Regions from separate parts of the Homo sapiens genome. Here region 2 is linked to region 1. A link is an interaction called in ENCODE POLR2A ChIA-PET data of the cell type or tissue named here. Cell type or tissue: Caco-2. All regions are shown on one strand.

What was found. Peaks named below come from ENCODE experiments on the same cell type or tissue, not always from the same donor. Only the 100,000 strongest peaks of a DNase experiment are listed, where the experiment ranks them.
Region 2: POLR2A ChIA-PET joins it to region 1 with 6 read pairs; 2 of 35 experiments call an interaction of 5 or more read pairs at or near these places.

What each region holds. Positions count from the first base shown.
Region 1 is chrX:132,957,363-132,959,862 of GRCh38, reverse strand. It overlaps HS6ST2 (heparan sulfate 6-O-sulfotransferase 2), which reads left to right and starts at 1,234. Exons shown (of 5, transcript NM_001394073.1): 1 at 1,234-1,688. The coding sequence starts at 1,261. It overlaps LOC124905219 (a long non-coding RNA gene), which reads right to left and starts at 2,428. Exons shown (of 2, transcript XR_007068337.1): 1 at 987-2,428. RefSeq lists an enhancer at 1,355-1,855. In Caco-2, a CTCF peak has its summit at 1,285; DNase peaks (open chromatin) are centred at 1,432 and 2,402; H3K4me3 peaks cover 1,814 bases.
Region 2 is chrX:133,235,621-133,238,120 of GRCh38, reverse strand. No RefSeq gene overlaps it. Among named protein-coding and RNA genes, the nearest start is that of TFDP3, 19 kb to the right of the region's middle. RefSeq lists an enhancer at 1,575-2,400. In Caco-2, no CTCF peak of the experiment used is centred here; no DNase peak of the experiment used is centred here.

The DNA.
Region 1 (2,500 bases):
GTTGGCACATTGAGCTTAGAGCAACAGGTAAACACAGCCTCACATTTGGAGTGGCCTAAAGGTTTCTACATTTCATCCCCACGGTGACTCAGTTGGTCAAAACAGGGGACATAATTGGTCCTATCTTACAGACAAGAAAACTGAGGCTCAGGAGGGGCAAGTGATTATCCCAGTGCTGCCCAGGGACAGATTTCCCAGGACTTCTGGACTATTCTTAGGCTTGCCGCTTCATGGCATAGATAGAACAGGAAACGGATGGAGCAGAGCTCAGCAAGGGAGATACTGGGAGAGCCTGTCTCCAGGAGGGACATGCCCCCACCCCAGGACTCAGCTCGTGGTCTGCATTCTCCCACTCAGTGGCCCCAGTGCCAACAGCACTGCTCAGAAACACTGCTGCCAACCGGTGCCCCTTCTGTAGCAGTGGGACTGGAGGGAGTTGCACACTCAGTCACGGAAACACCAGTGTCCTGATGTACAGCAAGCCCCTTTGATCAATCAGATGGGGACAGACTGACTCCTGAGTTCCCAGGGTCCTTTTCCTGAAGGAACATCCATTCTTTCCCTGTTAAACCCTGCATTCCTGGTCCAGCAGCAGAAAAGAGCCTTTCGGACACTGGAGCTTGAGGAAGATCTGTGCCTATTTATTAGAGAAGGTGGTGTTAGTATCAGGAAATAGGTGGATGGTGCTGGGTTTCTTGGGTTCAAACCCTGGGGCTCTGCTGTGTGACCTTGGGCACATCCCTACCCCTCTCTGGGCCTCAGTTTCCTCATGTGTCACATTACCTTGGATTAGACGGTCTCACTCTGATGGAGTTTTTAGTTATGTATCCATTCATTCAACAAACCTTTTATGAGTCAAGCCCTCCTGCAGGCACAGGGTTTGGTACACAGGATTCAGCAAGAAGACAGTCTGTGCTCTAAAAAAGGTCAGATTCTCATTCTGTAATGCTTTTTGGTCCTGCTGTCTTTTTATCATGCTGACTTACCTTTTCAGAAAATGCCCCCGCTTCCGCTGGAGAATGGAAATTGGCAAAGAGAGACGGAAAAGCTCCAATTTGCGCCTTTGCTATTTTAGGAGAGGTTGAAATTACGAGCCAAAGTGGAGTGATGCGCTAAGCGGAGTGACCTCCGTACTCCAAGAAAAGAGAAAACCCAGGTTCTCTGCTTGTGAAGTGGCTCGAGCTCTTAGGCGTGAGGCATTATTATATAAATTCAAGCTCGCTCGTGATCCTTAGTACCCTGAGTTGCCTGAAGGGGGGAATGGCACTGCCTGCGTGTGCAGTCCGGGAGTTCGAGCCGCCGCGGCAACCGGAGCGAGGAGCGCCCGTCCGCACCACCTGTCCCCGCCGGCATTCCAGAGTAGAGGCCGAATTGGCAGCGAGCCGGCCCGGGTCGGTCGCCGCCTCAGTTCGCGCGGGCCCTCCTAGGGGTGTGTCTCACGGATTCCACACCCGGCCGCTCCTGGACAAGCCCCGAAAGGCGTCTTCTTCCCTGGCGGGAGCCGCGTGCGCCCCGCTTTTCGCGCTGCTGTCCCGGGGCCGCCGCAGGCGGATGCACGTCCTCAGGCGACGCTGGGACCTGGGCTCCCTCTGCCGGGCCCTGCTCACTCGGGGCCTGGCCGCCCTGGGCCACTCGCTGAAGCACGTGCTCGGTGCGATCTTCTCCAAGATTTTCGGCCCCATGGCCAGGTACGTTCTAGGTGAAAGCGGGGTTCGCGCTCCCAGGCCAGGGCGCGAAGGTGCTGTACGGGGAGGGAAGGCAGCCGCGGGGGGTAGAGAAGGGCGTAAAGTTCCAGCTGGCCATTGGTGGCCCGGCTAGGGTCTCCGGAGGGGTGCGGCGCGCATTTGCCCACGCCGCGGCTCCGTCGCTACTGTTCCGCGGGCACCGGCAGCGCAGCGTCTCCGATAGCAAGTCGGGCTGCCGGCCGGCTCATTCCCCCAGGGTAACTCTGAGCCCCCGGCTCCGAGCTCCCTCGAGGCCGCCTACCGGGTGGGCAAGCGGGCGCGGGCGCCGGCAAAAGGAGGGCTTCGGGGCATGCGGGGAGAAACCCGGACAGAGGTGTGCGCTCCAAAGAGGATAGGGGCAGAAGAGCCCGGAGAGTCCGGCGGACGAAGCGGGATGGGGATGGGAGCGGGAGCCACCGAGAGTGGAGCGAGACACGCGGGGGCCCGGACTGGGGGCGTGAGTTGAGGAGTGGGGCGACTGGGCCCGGAGGGGTCCCACTGGGGCTAAACCCCGTGGAGGGGCTCCGGGGAGCTCCGGAGAGCTCTGGCGGGGGGAGGGGGCGAACGGCCCGCGGGAAGGAGTCGGGGTGGGGGTGTGTGTGTGCCGCAGAAGCCACAGCGCTGAGCCTGCCGGGAAGGAAGGAAGCGGGGAAGGGAGCCGCCGCCGCAGCCGCCGCCGCCGTGGAGTACTCGGTGCGGAGGGGAGGGGGAGAGGGGCGCAGCAGCGGCTCCAGGGGAAGGGGGCGGTGCGGGGGCACGACGAGCGCGGGCTGAGC
Region 2 (2,500 bases), 280 kb before region 1:
CTCACTCTGTCGCCCAGGCTGGAGTGCAATGGTGTAGTCATGGTTCACTGTAGCCTTGAACTCCTGGGCTCAAGTGACCCTCCCACCCTGGCTTCATAAGTAGCTAGGATTACAGGTATGTGCCACCATGCACAGATCATTTTTAATTTTTTTTATAGAGATGGAGTCTCACTATGTTGCCCAAGCTGGTATGGAACTCCTGGCCTCAAGTGATCCTCCTGCCTCAGTCTCCTAAATTGCTGGGATTACAGGCATGAGCCACTGTGCCCAGTCTGTCTTAATTTTAAGACTGCTAAAGAGTGAGACTTTTCGGCAAAATACTTAACTAAGATGTCCCATATTTAGCTTAGATCTTTCCCAGATTGGCTTGGAAAATATGAGTTTGTCCATTTGTCAGTTTTCTTTGGTGAAGAAGACTGTGTGTGTCTGTGTGTGTGTGTGTGTGTTGGGGGGGATATTCAAGAATATAGAGAGTTGTTTTGTTCAAAGAACATGGCCTGAAGCTTATGACAATGCTTTATCAAACCCCCTGGCACTGGAATCTAGCCACTGATTTTTATTAAACTTTGGAGCTTTTGCAATTCTCACTGAGCTGAGGTCAGAGCTGGTGAAGCGCTGCCCCACTGCATGCCCTGATAACCACAGCCTCTTGGTATATCATCTTAATGGCCAATGGAACCTCCTTCTCTTCCTCCCCACCGTGACTGACATTTTCAGAAATGCCCCAAAATGGCACTAAACGATGTGCAAACACACCAGATGGATTGCTAATCTCTTTTCGAGGCTTTCTTAATGGTGAATTCATAGCCCCTTGGAGCAAACTCAATTTCTCTCTGTGTACTCTATTTTCACTTTTACAATTTTAGAAGAAATCATTTTGGCAAACATATTTTGTGACTTGGATGAGAGGTAATTTATACAATTGCTTTATGTAGTACGACAACAAGCAGCAACTCCAGTCACAGGAGGATGGACGGCTATTCATCAATCACAACTGAGACACATAAATGGGTCTGGAGCCTTTTATGTGGCTGAAACCATGAACTTGGGGGCTACTTAAGGCAAATCTTGTTTCTTTGGGGGGAGGGCAGTGCAGATAAAAGCAAAAGTCAGCTCTTTGGATCTTCACCTTTATATTAATCACCAGATCTTAAGAGAGCCTCAAATGAGCCCAACAGAGAGGGTACAACTTTAATGGTACAAATGACACAGTGCTAAGGGTGGGCACCGCCAGGTCATCCATGCCAGGGATGCACCTGTGGCCCCAATCCTTGAGGGTGATTGGGCAACTGAGTGATACAACATGATCATTTCTCCCAATGGACCAGTCAGCCCACTGCATATTTTTCCTGGGAGTGCCTGTTGTCACCCCCAGTGAAATTCCCAAATCTGCCCAGAAGATGTTGCTTTACACCTCAGGCTCAGCAAAAACTTTAACATTTTTGAACACACATACACAGACACACACAATCACACAGAAAACACAACCTTGGATGGAGGAGCTCTTATCTATGGAGCTGCATGTGTTTCCTCTATACCATTGGTTTATAACTATGGCTGCACATTAAAATTACCTGGGAAGCTTTTAAAATTCTCAAATGTCCAGTCCCGCCACAGACCAATTGAATCACAATTGTTAGGGGTGGGACCCAGGAGCCAATATTTTTCTTGAGCTCACCATGTTATTCTGATTTGTGGCCAAGTCTGTGAACCACTGTTTTAAGCAGTTAAGGCCGATAAAGGAAATGGGTCTCTAACTTTAGTGCATACTGGAATCAACTAGGGAGCTTGTTAAAATGCAGATTCAGTAGGTCTGGGCTTGAGGCCTGAGATTCTATATTTTTAACAAGCTCCTTAGGCAATTTTGAGGATGGTGGTCCATGGACCACATGTTGAGAACCCTGGCTAGAGAATTCTACTCTGGAACTTGCATGTTTCTCAAGCCTCTTTTATTATTTAATTTCAAAATGGCCCTCTCCTCTCAAACAGCTTCCTCTTCTGCCAGTGCATATGTGGGAGGGTATAGTCCCTGGGGGGATAATCAGGTCAGTAAATTCAGACCATTCACCTTGTAGTATCCAGAAGAGCCAAGACAATACATCAAAGGGATGCGGAGGCATGGGGTTGGGTTTGGAGATGGACAGAGCAACAGGAAAGAGGAAGGGGGCTAGTTTTAGTCTAGTAGGTACTGGAGGCGGAATTCAGATTTGCAGTTAGAAAGTCACTCTGGGCGGGGTGCAGTGGCTGATGCCTGTAATCCCAACACTGTGGGAGGCCAAGGTGAGAGGATTGCTTGAGGCTAGGAGTTTGAGACAAGCCTGGGCAATGTAGTGAGACCCCATTTCTACAATTTTTTTTTAAATTAGGTGGGCATGGTGGTGTGTGCCTGTAGTCCCAGCTACTTGGGAGGCTGAGGTGGGAAGATTGCTCGAGGCCAGGAGTTCAAAGCTGCAGTTAGCTATAATCACACCACTGCACTCCAGCCTGGGCAACAGAGAGA